Linked DNA regions of Homo sapiens: region 2 is linked to region 1. Evidence: chromatin contacts called from ENCODE Hi-C data. All regions are on one chromosome and are shown on one strand. The core of a region is the stretch at or near the end of the contact, and the rest is flanking DNA. Distances in the headings are between cores, read along the strand shown. Region 1 has its middle 200 kb from the start of MIR4422. Region 2 has its middle 360 kb from the start of MIR4422.

Region 1 (7,051 bases), core at 1,307-3,806:
CACATCCTGAAGCCTACTTCTGTCAATTTGTCAAACTCATTCTCCATCTAATTTTGTTGCCTTGCTGGTGAGGAGTTGTGCTCCTTTGCAGGAGAAGAGGTGTTCTGGTTTTTGGAATTTTCAGCATTTTTGCACTGGTTTTCCCTCATCTTCATGGATTTACCTAACTTTGATCTTTGATGTTGATGACCTTTGGATGAGATTTTTGCATGGGCGTCCTTTTTGTTGATGTTGATGTTATTGCTTTCTGTTTGTTAGTTTTCCTTCTAACAGTCAGGCCCCTCTTCGGCAGGTCTGTTGGAGTTTGCTGGAGGTCTACTCCAGTCCCTGTTTGCCTGGGTATCACCAGTGGAGGCTGCAGAACAGCAAATATTGCTGCCTGCTCCTTCCTCTGGAAGCTTCGTCCCAGAGGGGCACCCACCAGATGCCAGCCAGAGCTCTCCTGTATGAGGTGTCTGTCAATCCCTGCTGGGAGGTGTCTCCCAGTCAGGAGGCACAGGGGTCAGGGACCCACTTGAGGGGGAAGTCTGTCCCTTAGCAGAGTTCAAGCACTGTGCTGGGAGATCTGCTGCTCTCTTCAGAGCCAACAGGCAGGAACGATGAAGCCTGCTAAGGCTGCGCCCACAGCCACCCCTTCCCCTAGGTGCTCTGTCCCAGGGAGATGGGAGTTTTATCTATAAGTCTCTGACTAGGGCTGCTGCCTTTCTTTCAGAGATGCCCTGCCCAGAGAGGAGGAATCTAGAGAGGCAGTCTGGCTACAGCAGTTTGGCAGTACTGCAGTGGGCTCCACCCAGTCCAAACTTCCCAGTGTCTTTGTTTACACTGTGAGGGGAAAACTGACTACTCAAGCCTCAGTGATGGCAGACGCCTCTACCCCCACCAAGCTCTAGTGTCACAGGTCAACTTCAGACTGCCGTGCTGGCAGTGAGAATTTCAAGCCAGTGGATCTTAGCTTGCTGGGCTCCATGGGGGTGGAACCCCCTGAGCATGACCGCTTGGTTCCCTGGCTTCAGCCCCCTTTCCAAGGGAGTGAACGGTTCTGTCTCGCTGGGATTCCAGGTGCCACTGGGCTATGAAAAAAAAATCTCCTGCGGCTAGCTCAGTGTCTGCCCAATTGGCTGCCCAGTTTTGTGCTTGAAACCCAGGGCCCTGGTGGTGTAGGCACCCGAGGGAATCTCCTGGTCTGTGGGTTGCAAAAACTGTGGGAAAAGTGTAGTATCTGGGCCGGATAGCACCATCTCTCATGGCACAGTCCCTCACAGCTTCCCTTGGCTAGGGGAGGGAATTCCCTGACCCCTTGCACTTCCCATGTGAGGCGATGCCCCACCCTGCTTTGGCTCGCCCTCCATGGGCTGCACCCACTGTCTAACCAGTCACAGTGAGATGAGCTGGGTACCTCACTTGGAAATGCAGACATTTCCTGCCTTCTATGTTGTTCTCACTGGGAGCTGCAGACCGGAACTGTTCTTATTCGGCCATCTTGCCAGATCCCACCCGCCTCCCGCACAATTTCAAAACAAAATGTAAATGCAGAAATCCTTCATGACACTGAAGTTGAGTCAAAGACCCCAACTGGTGATGCCCCTTCCCAGGCATCACAGACGGAGCCCTGTCTGCAGGGGATGGCTGCCCTGCCTAACAACTGAAACACTGGGGAGCCCAACTCCAGGCTGCTGAGCATAAGACTGAGAGTTCTGGGGTGGCTAGATCTTTTCCCTTTAAATCCTAATTACTGTACACCAGTGGGTCCCAATGTAGGATTAAACAAACATGTTTGACCACAAAAACCTATATTTCCTAACCTCGGGTGGGAAAGAGCGTGCCCAGCGGAAAGGTGTGATCCAACACACAACTGGGGAAACATTGCTGTATTGAAACCCAGAGCTGAGGCCAGAATCTTATCTGAACTGTCAACCATGCAGGGCTGTTCTGAGAATTCGATTAAATAACAGATATGAAGTTTGTGTCATATAGTATGTATTCAATATGCACCCATATGAAAATATGTGCCCTCCAGCACTTCTAAATCTTGCTAGGGGGTGAGTAGGCTGGGTGTTAATGTAGCCATTTCACAGATAAAGAAACTGGGGTTTGGAGAGATTAAATTACATGGTAATAGGGCACAGCTAGGAAGTGAGAGCCACCATGGCAGGAATTGACCTTGGCTTTTGGGCTCCAATTTCAATTAACCCAACTCACCACTTCCCAAAACAGTCAGCCTTGGTCTGGTCTTACTCACTCCACAAGCTAACATTTTACAAACACTGAGTCACAGCTTTCCCTCCCCTTGGGCTGCACCAACATACAGCATGGTCCATCACGGGCTCAGATCCCACCCTCTTCTGGGGCCCTTTATGGGAATGCACAAAGCCCAGACTTCCAGGAACAGAGTGAGTAGATAAGGCATCTACGCTGACCTAGCCTGATCCCATCAAGGGACCCGACCTGCGTGAGCTGGAGAGATCTATGACGCTGCCAAGGACCACATCAGAAAGACAATATTTGAAGAGTGAAAGGTTCTCCAAAGAATGGAAAATCCTTGGAGTGAGCGAGTGCCTGAGGTTCTTGAGGCATGACTCATGCTGGGTGGGCCAGGACATGAGCTGTAGATACCGGGTAAAAGAGGTAGCAAAATATTAATAGCAGAATGTCAGAGCTGGGAGGGATCTAGGAGATTGACTTTTCTGAGGTCACACAGATAATAAGGGGCAGCACTGAGACCTGAATCCAGATGCTCTCATTCATTCATTCATTCATTCAGTATTTACTGAGCACTTACTACAGGCCTGGAGGGAGATTAGGTACTAAGAATACAGCAGTAAACAAAACAAGCAGGCTTTCTGTCTTCCCCATAGCTGACTTTCCAGCAGGGAGGAAAGACAATTGAACAGACAATTGGTGAAAATGATGAGAAGTGCTCTGATGAGGTAGCACAGAGGAGAGTGGTCTCATTTGTCTGGCATCAAGAAAGGCCTCCTGGATTAAATCATTGCTCAGTTTAGAGCTAAAGACTAAAAAAAAACCCAGTGGAAGGGGATTTGGTAGAAGGGGAAGACTCCAGACAAAGAAGTCTCTACAGCTCAGGCACAGACTAGACCCTTATTTTGAAGCTGCATACAATATGGGTGCTTCCACACTCAAGAAGCATATGGTGCCCAAAGGAGCACAAGGAGGGACCCTCCATCTACAAGGAGGTGACAGCATCCGACTTGGATTTTAAACGATAAGTAGGATTTTAATAAGCACAGAAAAGGAGATGGATATTCCAAGGCTGAAGAGATAGCATGGGTAAAAGGCGTAGAAGAAGGGGAGCCTGTGCCAGGAATTGACCTTCCTGAAGGAGGTCAATAAATGTTTGTCCCAGCAACTGTCAGTGAAATCCTCCCAGCTGCAGATTCTCAACAGCCATTGCTTCAGTACAGCACAAAGAAAGGGAGGGCCCTGCATCACTGTCCACACTTGCTGCCCCATGCTGTCCCATGGCCGGCACAGCCACAGCAGCCTAGCAGCTAGCATCCATGGGCTCCCCAGTGTCCCCAACCCTAAAGACCCCAGTGGGCCAGGAAATAGAAGAAACACAATCTTTCAAGTAATTAATATCCCATGATAATGGGATAAACGGGGCAGATATGACGTCTAACAGAAGGATGAAAATTCTAATGCCCCATCCAGCCTCACAGATAACAAACACATTAAAGAAAGCAGTGCTAAAGATCAACAGCCTCAGTGATTGATTAGTGAAAATCAGGGTGGGGCTTTCTTGGGGGCACAAAGACAGTGCTGCTTCTAGTTCATGCCTCCATTTGCAAGGGCTGAAAGGGGAGAGAGCCAAACAAACCCACACGTTCATCTCTGGAGCTTTGAGACTGTGAGTCCAGGACACTCCTGAGCCCTCTGCACAACAGGCAAGGCATTTAAAAGAGACTTCTAGAAGAACAAACTGCAGCATTTGTATCTTGCGGTGCATTCCTGTGTGTCAACCTCCGTGATAGAATATTTATGAGCTGTGCTTGGTACAAAATATGGTGCCCAACCACTACAGAGGTGGAATGCTGAATTTCAGACTTTTTAAATAAATCTTTTCTGGACTTGTTTGCAGACTGAGATTGCAGTTTGTTTTTTAACTCGAATGCTATGCTTATGATACTAAAGAATTTAGTTTTAAATAAAAATTTGTATTGTACTTAAAACCATAATAATTACTAAGAGTTATTGAATGCTAAGTTTAGGTGATCTAGGCACAGCATTGCTAATGTTTACAACACCCCTGATAGATAGCCCTCCCCCGTACCCCCAGTTTTAGAGATGAATCCTGGAGGGGCTTAGAAACGGGTCTCTGTTTCCAAAGCCCATGTTCTTTCCATTAAGCAGTACAAGAGGAGGAGGTGGGTAGGTGGACTCTTGCCTGGGATACAGGGAACTGCCTGGTTAGCTGACATATGAGGCATAGAATGGGAGCAGCAAGGGATGCACCTAGAAAGGGAAGAGGATGCCTATCCGGAGCCTGCATGATCCCATGGAAGATGTTGCAGGAACCACAAAGCAGAAGTGCAGTGCCTCTTCCCAAACAGCCTACAGACCCAGAACCCAACTTCAAGTTTGAGGCTGAGAGCTCCCTTTAGGGAAGGACGAACAAGCCCTTATTTCTCAACCCTGCAGACACAGTGCTAATGATAGTAGGATAAGCCATTCCCACCCCGTGCTCTCACATTGTCTCCAACCCTATCAGACTGTATTGTGATAATCTGTTTTCCTGTCTTGTGGACCATGGCTCTTTCCAACTGCTCCTCTCTTAATTTCAGACAGCTCAATACCAGAGACTCAGGTGTGTGTTCCTGGAGCCCTAACCACTGCCTCAGATCGAAATGTCAGCCAAGGACATGTATATCTCCCTGGTTCCAGCAATCCCTACTTTAGGCCAGCTAAGCTTCTTTGTTTACATTTCTGCATCTGTAGCTGAGTGGACAGCAGTACTCTGTCTGGGGAGAAGGGGAAAGTGTAGAACAGCCGGTTCTAGGAGCTAGTCAGTACCCACTCAGCTATAGAAACTATTAAAATTTTATAACCCAGCATCTGCCCAGGAGCTGATAGGGCAGAAGCCCTGTGTGTGAATTACATTGTGCTCCTGAATAAGATTCATTCATACATTTCTGTATTCATTTACCTGTGGTGTTTTAAGCCTTGTGTTGGACCCTGGGGACGAGGAAGATGTGGGTCATAGTCAAGATTTTTCTGACTTCCTTTTTCCTTTCAAGCAGTTTAACAGCTTCCTGCCCCAGTGTCCAGAGCTTCCCTATCTCAATATCATCGGCAGTATCATCGGCACCTTTGCTCACCTTTACTGAGTACTTACCATGCATGTAAGTACGGGTAAGCACATGTAACATGCATGCAAGCACAGGTAAGCTCATGTAACATGCATGCAAGCACAGGTAAGCACATGTAACATGCACATAAGACCAGGAATGGTGTCCTGTGCTAAGAGCTTCCTACTGTTTATCTTAGTTGATCTTTACCATAACCATAAGCTAGATAGTATTGTTAGCCCATTTTACGGATAAGGAGACTGAAGCACACCTATTCATTCATTGCACAAATATTTAATCAAAAACCTGTCCAAAGTACAGAATAGTCTCTGAGGGAAAGGGAAAGGAAAATAAATGAACATTTATTAAGTATCTACTACATGTCAGGAACTATATGTTTTCCAAATGTTACCTCATTTAATCCTTCCAACAACACTGGGAAATGGGTTTTGATTTCCCCATTTTTACAAATGTGCCTGGGATTCCACAGATTAAACCCCCTTCCCATGGAACTGACATTCTAATCATGGAAGAAAACAACTGGGGTAACATGGGAAATCCATGAATTGGGGTAAATACTAAGAAGGAAAAGCATGCGGGAGATGGGGGACAGAGTGCGGTTGGGGAAGGGAGGGGTAGGGAGGGGAGGGAGGGAAGGCTTTTGAGGACGGGAGGCCAGAGACAGGGATGGAGGGAGGGGCGAGTTCTCTGAGGCCCTAGGTGGAGAGCAGCCCACACCCAGCGCACTCGCTGTTCGCATTTCTGTCTCCCCCAACAATCAGTGCATCCAACCTCTAGGATTTATTCCAGAGCAAGATTGGCACTAGAGTTTTCTCCAAGGGCAGTTCACCCTGCTGATTACAAAACCTGTTGAAAAGCCTTCTGGGGCCCATCCAGGCAAAGCAGAAAAGCCTGCCCCATGTGGCAGGAGCTCCAGAAGTTTGTGATCCTTGCCTATTAGACACCTTGACAGCCAACTGGATATCCAGCAACTGCATAGCCACCTTCAGGACCCAGGAAATTGTTTCCCCAAACCATCTGCCCCACTGTGGTCCTCTCACAGAATGGAAAACAGTCTACAAAGTTCATAATGGCTTTTCGCGTCTTATCAGTTACCACTGCAGGTTGGAAACTCCCAGAGGGCAAGAGCCACATCTTACTTATTTCTGTATCCCCAGTTCCTAATCCTGGGCCTGACATTAAGTAGATGCCTAGTAAGTGTTTGTTGAGTGAAATAGAATATTCACCCTGATAGTGAACCAAAATGTGCTTCTCTGAAAACCATATTTTTTATCTTTTCTTTATTTATATAAAATCCCCCTCTTTGGGGACTACATTAAAAAAATTCTTCCACACATCAACCCTTATGGGAAAAGGAAGGAAGGAGTGGGGGGATGGAATTAAACATTTATTGAGCACTTATTAAGTGTCAAGCTTTATGGTTTGTAAATGTTATCTTACTTAATCCTCCTACCAACCCTCTGAAGTAGTTATTCTTTATGGATGCAGAAATAATCCCCAGCAGCCCTTGGTTATTATTCTGGCTCTGCCTTTTGTTACTGGGTGCCCCCACTGTCTCTGGCCTCTAGTCTTTTCAGTTGACCGCTCTGCTTCCCCCAGGGTTTGAAGACAGCAATTACATATCTTCTAAGCCTCTTCTTCTTCATTTCCAGGCTAAATATCTCCAATTACTTTTGACACCTCTCATGATGCAGTAGTGAAGAGTGGCTCTGGAATCAGGACAA
Region 2 (6,508 bases), core at 1,727-4,226, 150 kb before region 1:
GCTTCCTTTCTTGCTTCACCTCAGTCCAAGCCCTGGTGGCAGTAACTGAGTCTGGGACGGGAAGAGTGGCAGCAGGGCTCAGCGGCCACAGGACTCAGACAACGGGAGCAGCAGAGAACACAAAGCCTCAGATGGCTCACTGCTCTGTCTCCCTAAGAAACTCAATATGAAGGTCCAAGAAATCCTATATGCCTGGAGAGTTATCCTAAGGGTGAGAGGAGAGTTTGGACCCACTTCTTAGTTGACTGAAGGATCTTCACTAAGAAGCAGGAAACGAGTTGTCTCCCAACATGACAAGGCTGTGCTACCTCAGGTACACATCCTTCCTACTCTGGACCCACATTTCCTTTGCTGTACCATGGAAGGATTGGATTCAATGAACCCAAGGTCCTCCCACCAGGAACCAGGTCCAAAATTTTATGATTCTATGAGCTCACAATAAACCTTTTTTTCTAAAGGAGCCTGGGGGTGCAGGGAAGGAAAAGAAAAGGAAGAGGCTCAAAGGCCTTCCCATCAAAAGCTCAAAGAAGACAAACGTTTTGTTCTTCCTCCCCATGTATTTCTAAGACACCCAGAGCTAGTTTCAAATAACCTGCTGGCCCAAACTTAGATTCTGGAATCAATCTCCCTTCATGGGAAGAAAGAGTTTCGCTAAGTTTGTGATGACCCAGGTGTCACCAACAGGCTCAAAATCTGCCATCCTGGCGAATGTTCGCATGCTGAGGCCTCCACTGACCAGAACCACAGTGGACGCCTGTGGAAGTGACCACTTCAAGAATCAGCTAATAAGTAGGAATGTTCTGTTTTGAACAAAGAGGTCCACTTGCAGCCAAGTTTTCCATTCATGAGCCTATCTGACACAGGTATAACTGCCCCTTTCCCTTTTTCCCTTAGGCTTTTCACAAGCTAGTTTCATTCCTTCTAGATTTCCAATAACTGCCCAGGGTTTAGAGTTTCTGAAGAGTTTCATATGTTGACATCCAACTTGACTTCTGCACCCAGGATCTGAGGCAAGAATTATTGTCATTCCCATTTTACAAATGAGGAAACTGAGGCTTTCAGAGAGAAAAGCTTGGAATAATCTCCCAAGTAGGCATCAGACTTGAAAAACTGACAGTGTGGCCCTGTAAAATCAGTGCTATAAAAGCTCGTGATAACTGGAAATTAATGGTGAAAAATGCCCCTGCTTTTGCACCAGTGAATCAATTCTCACTTCCATGCCTTATGAATATCCACCATCTACCCATCATGTCCCAGCTTTCCAGACAGCAGGGACACAGATGCCACACAATCCCTTCACCCTCCCTAACATCCTTGACCCTCTGTTCGGCTCTCAGCCATGCATTGATTCCTTCCTCCTTCCATTGCCCCTCAAAAAAGGTCCATGTGTATCAATTCTAGCCAAGAGAGCCCTAGAAGGATCACCGAGCCCTTAGTTCTGCCATCAGGCCAACTCCAGAGCAGGTTTGGGCTCCATTGGAGTGTGCTTCTATATCCTGCCATATGGAAAATTTTTGCAGAGCCTTAGAGAGGCCTCCGCCCTCTCTAATGGGTGGAGGGATGGAGACACTTAGATCCAGGACACCAGCGACTCTAACTTTCCATTATTGACTCACAGTGCCCTGCCCTAAAAGGCTATTGGGCCCAGACTACCCACAGTTTAGAATGCCAGGATTCAGTAGATGTATTTGCATATGCAGGATGAGCCAAAGAAGGGAAACTCTGGCCCCATCTAGAGGGAACGCCCCTGAGAGACATTTGCTGAAATGACCTGATAGCAAGAGCTGGAGAGGAGGGACAGTGATCTCCTGGGTCATAAAAGCACAGGACTTCACATGCAGAGCAAAGCCAGAAGGGCCCACCCTTGTCCAGGGTAGACCCGTGACAAGGGCAAGCAGGCTGAAAAGTTACCTTGATAAGTTACTTTGTTTTCACTCTGGGTTTTAGCCACCAAGGATCTGTTTCAAAGAGTAATGGAAGAAACAAAGACAAAGATTCTAGTCTTCTTGCAGCCTGCTTCAGGCAGGTCTAATTAAGAAATGTGTGAAAGAACCTCAGGAAAAGCTAGAAACATCAGAAGGAATTTCAGTTTGGCCTGGAAAAATCTTCTCCCTGCCTTGAATTTCACAAAACTCTTTCATTTGCTGCTCTTAGCTCTGAACCATCCCAACAGTCTTCCAAGAGATGCCTTATTATTTCTGTTTTGTAGATGAAGAAACTGAGGTTCAAAGAAGTGAAGTGATTTGCCCAAGGCCACATGATCTTAAGTGGCATAGCTGGGATTGTATCCGAAGTCCGTCTGAACCTCAGATGTCTAGCCAGAATACCACATGCCTCAAAACAGTCCTATGGGGCCAAGCGCAGTGGCTCATGCCTGTAATCCCAGCACTTTGGGAGGCCAAGGCAGGTGGATCACTTGAGGTCTAGAGTTCGAGACCAGCCTGGCCAATATGGTGAAACCCTATCTCTACTAAAAATACAAAAATTAGCTGGGCATTAGTGGCATGTTGGCGCATGCTTGTAATCCCAGCTACTCAGGAGGCTGGATGACAAAGCGAGACTTGATCTCAAAAAAATTAAATAAATAAACAAATAAATAAAAACAATCCTGTGAAACAGGCATCTGTTATACCCCAGATTCAAAGAGCTGCACAGAAAGTAAGTTCCGAGACCAGGAGGTGAAGCCAAGTTTCTCAGCACCAGAACTAGAGTTCTTTCCACCATACAACACTGCTCTAGTTGCCTCTCTTATTTCCTGCTCTGTTGCTCCAAGCTGCCAAAACAGTATCTACTATGTAGTGAGTGCTAAATAAATACCTGATGGATGAGCGAGTCCTTCTTTGAAGAGAAGTTTTGTTAGGAAAGTGGGTGATGATCTTAACTGGATGAGCCAGTGACTCATTTCACTCAAGGATTAAATCTGAATTTGAAGAAAAGCAGTTGACTTAGCTGTGAAATATGTCCCTGGGCTCCTCCCCAGTAAGGACAGAACAACTGGAGAAAGAACCCACTGTTCCTCTCTGGAATGAGAATTAAAACTATGAATAAGGCTTTTATGTTTCTCTTCTCCAGGACAATCAGGGAATAAAGATAGTTCTTGACAACATTGCGACATTGGAGAGAACAGGCGTCTAAGCATTCAAACACTACTTTCCCTCTCATTATCTGTCATTTTGTTAAAGTAAAGCCATTCACGAATTGGAAACTGTAGGATGAGAAACTGCTATGCTGTCCCATAGGGAAAACTCACTCATACGTCTCATCCATTCTCTCAATTACCGGGAAAAACACCAACACCTAAGTGGCACAAAGCGGTGAATGAAAAGGTGCTGCCATGTTCCGGGTACTCTTCCAGACAGGATTCCATTTACAGAGGAGGAAACCAAGGATCAAAGACATTCCGGAATTAGCTAATTTCCCCTATGATTAGTAAGCTCAATAGCTAGGATTTGAATCCAGGACTTCCAGAACACAGAGCCTGTGCTCTTTCCCTACACCATGATTACAGGCTACTAATGAAGGGCATTATCACAAAGGAAAGTGCCCCACAAAGAAGCTTCACTTGCTTTACCTCACACAACTGTGGGGATCAAATGAGATGGAGAGAGTAGAGATAATAATCCCCATTGTACAGATTAAGACACTGAGGCTTAGCTTTTAAAGTGGTACATATATGTAATATATGCCACATCTAATTCCCGTTTTATAATTCCTATTTTATAAAAGAGGAAACTGAAGCCCAGAGGCAATCAAGTTACATATATGCATTTATATACATTAATATTGTGTTCCTACTATATGTAGGTTATATGCTGACAGTCATCTTTCTCCAAACCTCAGTTTTATCTTTGGTGAAATGGCAATGAGTGGTTTGACCAAAAGTGGTCAGCTAGAAAGTATTGCAGTTGGAATTCGATATCTAGAACTTTCTGATTTTAAAACTTGTAAAACTTTTCTGTTATAAGGATCTATTTGCTTCTATCTTGATGTTATAAAATATGTGACTCCTATAAAATATGTGGCATCTAAATGTAGGACATTTTATTAATGGCTAGGTAGGGTAGATATCTTAGACAAATACTTCCCCACTGACTCTGTATAGAAACTTTCCAACTCTGAAGTTTATATGAATAATTCACTTAGGGAATCAAAAATATTCATTCTACCAGTGTAGGAAGACCTCATCTGAATAAATTCCGCCTGGCATGTCACTCATGAAATGGTAGGAGGAAAGGAATTTGAGACTGAACTTCCTGCAAGAGATGGGCAGTCACTTCTGTATGCCAAGTCCTTTAGGGGTGTGTTTAAATTAAAAATGTGCCTGTCCTCTGGAGGTACAAGAAAAGCTATATTGGAAAAAAACATATGTAAGACATAGTCAGAAACACATTGCCAGTCTCTGCAGAAAACTTCCTTTCTGGCCAAAGTTGTTGAGCACCAACTTCAAAGGTCAATAGAATGCCTGAGTGAGCAAGCGCACCACCATCAGGAACCAGGGAGGCTGCTACTAAGGGCAAGGAGACAGGAGACGTGGACACCAAAGAAGGTGGGGTTAGTTAGCTTGACCTTGAAGAGGAGCTGTATTTCAAAACTTTAAGGGCAGCCCAGGCAGAAACTGTGACATGAGCATAGACTTGAGTTTGGAAACTGAAATTGGAGACTAGGGCCACATTCAGAAAGATTATAAATGTCTGGGTCAGAAATTTGTACTTAATCCATCAGACAATGCTGATGGTTTTAGTAGCAAAAAAACCAATCAGAACTATTTTAGAAAAACCAATCTTTTATTTCTTCATCAAATACCTATTGGGCACATTGCCAGGCATTGCATCTTTTCATTCCCACACATCAGTGACTGGCAGGCCTACTGTCCAGGGCACAAACAGGCGATCAGCTAGTACTGCCATTCACTTTCTGGGTGGCCATGGTAGCCACCCCCCAAGACAGCCACCACAATCCCCACCTCCTGGTATCCACAGTTTGTGGAGTCCCCTGCCATGCAGTACCAGGGTTGCCTGTGTGACCAACAGAATATGGCAGAAGTGATGCTATAGCACTTCCAAGATTAGGTGATAAAAGATAGTGTGGCTAGCATTCCTTCTGGTGGCTCTCTTTCTTCACTGTATCTGGGGGAAGCCAGCAGCTATGTCATAAGCAGCACTATGATGAGGCCCATTTGGCAGTAGCAAAACTCTCCTGCCAGTTGCTCCAACCCCAGCCCTTTGAGTGAGTTTGAGCTTGGAAATTGACAACCCAGTCCTCAATGCCTGCAGCCCCAGCCAACTGCTTGACTGCAGCCTCATGAGAGATACGGATCCAGAACCAACCAACTAAGCCCCTCCCAACCTCTCTACTCTCAGAAATGAATGAACTTACACTGACACATCATTATCATCCCAAGTCCTTTCCATTGTAATATATGCTTGTTCTTCTAAACCATTCCATCTTAGGGTAATTTGCTACATAGCAATAGGTAAATAGTACAGTGATCTTCCCAGCATGGTTGATGTGAGGATAAAATGAAACAAAGAATGCCCTAGGGATTTGTGCAATTATAGAAAAGAGAGGAAGAGACAGACTCAGGGGTCAGGTGGTATGAAACACCTGTCTCCATGCAATTGACTTAGGAGGTGAAGAGCAGAAGCTGTAAGTCCCAAGCTTTCCCCAGCACTTCCAAGGTGGGTGCTGACTAGTACCTTACACAGAACAAAGTATCTCACTGACCTCCCAGATCTTCCCTGCAGGACTGCTGCTTTATAGTGCTTCACAGAAAGAAACCAAGGCTCACAGAGGTCTATGAAGTAATTCGATGACAGACACAGAGCAGAGAGGGTAAAAGCGGGGAGAAACTGAGGTATCTTGGGCCTGGTTCAGGGCAGGGAATTGGTGGTAGGGCTGCAGAGAGGTGTGGAAAAGATGATGAGAAGGGATGATGAAGATGAGAGCCCCGGGAAGGCAGCCTCTCCTGTCTCCCAGGGCAGCCAGCTCTTTGAGCCCAACAGGCTTCCCATGTGTCTCCAATTGAAGGTACGGCTCACTTTTTATCCTTTTAAAGTAAAAACTCAGGGATGCACCCAGGCCATCTGTGTTTATTAGAAGGGGCCATTTTTCCACCCTCCTGACATCCAGGAAAGGCACTCTATTCTGGAACAAAGCGTGCCTCCCACCCACCCTTTCCTCCTGTTGGCCGCCCAGCCTGGCTCCATACACCACCATTCCAGAGATGATAAATATGCTTTGTAAAATGCTCTGAAGAAGGGAGACAAAAGGTCTCCTGTTGGGTTTCACGTAGTCCTGGAAACACCTGGATATGTGGGTGCGGTCTGAGCCATTTTCCAAAATGAAATTAATATCCTCAAAACTATCTGGACCTACCAATGCTTGCCTGTACTAGAATCAACCCACTATAAAAGAAATCTTTGATCAACAAAATAAAAGTTTCTTTAAAAATCAGCTGCTAAGTTATTGACTCATTTCCTAATTGTTTTTGCTTTTCAATGTTACTAGA

Evidence for each region. Hi-C counts contacts between places; a loop is a spot of excess contacts on that map. Pooled maps may share reads with other maps.
Region 2: a loop to region 1 is called in a map of PC-9, with 13 times the contacts of the local background. The contact joins two enhancer-like sites. A Hi-C loop is called at or near these places in 3 of 168 maps with a recorded cell type or tissue (PC-9, aorta and ascending aorta) and 5 of 50 pooled maps.

The regions. Positions count from the first base shown.
Region 1 is chr1:55,424,701-55,431,751 of GRCh38, reverse strand. No RefSeq gene overlaps it. Among named protein-coding and RNA genes, the nearest start is that of MIR4422, 200 kb to the right of the region's middle. RefSeq lists an enhancer at 1,861-3,060. Within about 2 kb of position 2,556, at least 13 of the 41 ENCODE cell types and tissues checked have a DNase peak (open chromatin) inside an H3K27ac peak, as active enhancers do.
Region 2 is chr1:55,577,504-55,584,011 of GRCh38, reverse strand. No RefSeq gene overlaps it. Among named protein-coding and RNA genes, the nearest start is that of MIR4422, 360 kb to the right of the region's middle. Within about 2 kb of position 2,976, at least 8 of the 41 ENCODE cell types and tissues checked have a DNase peak (open chromatin) inside an H3K27ac peak, as active enhancers do.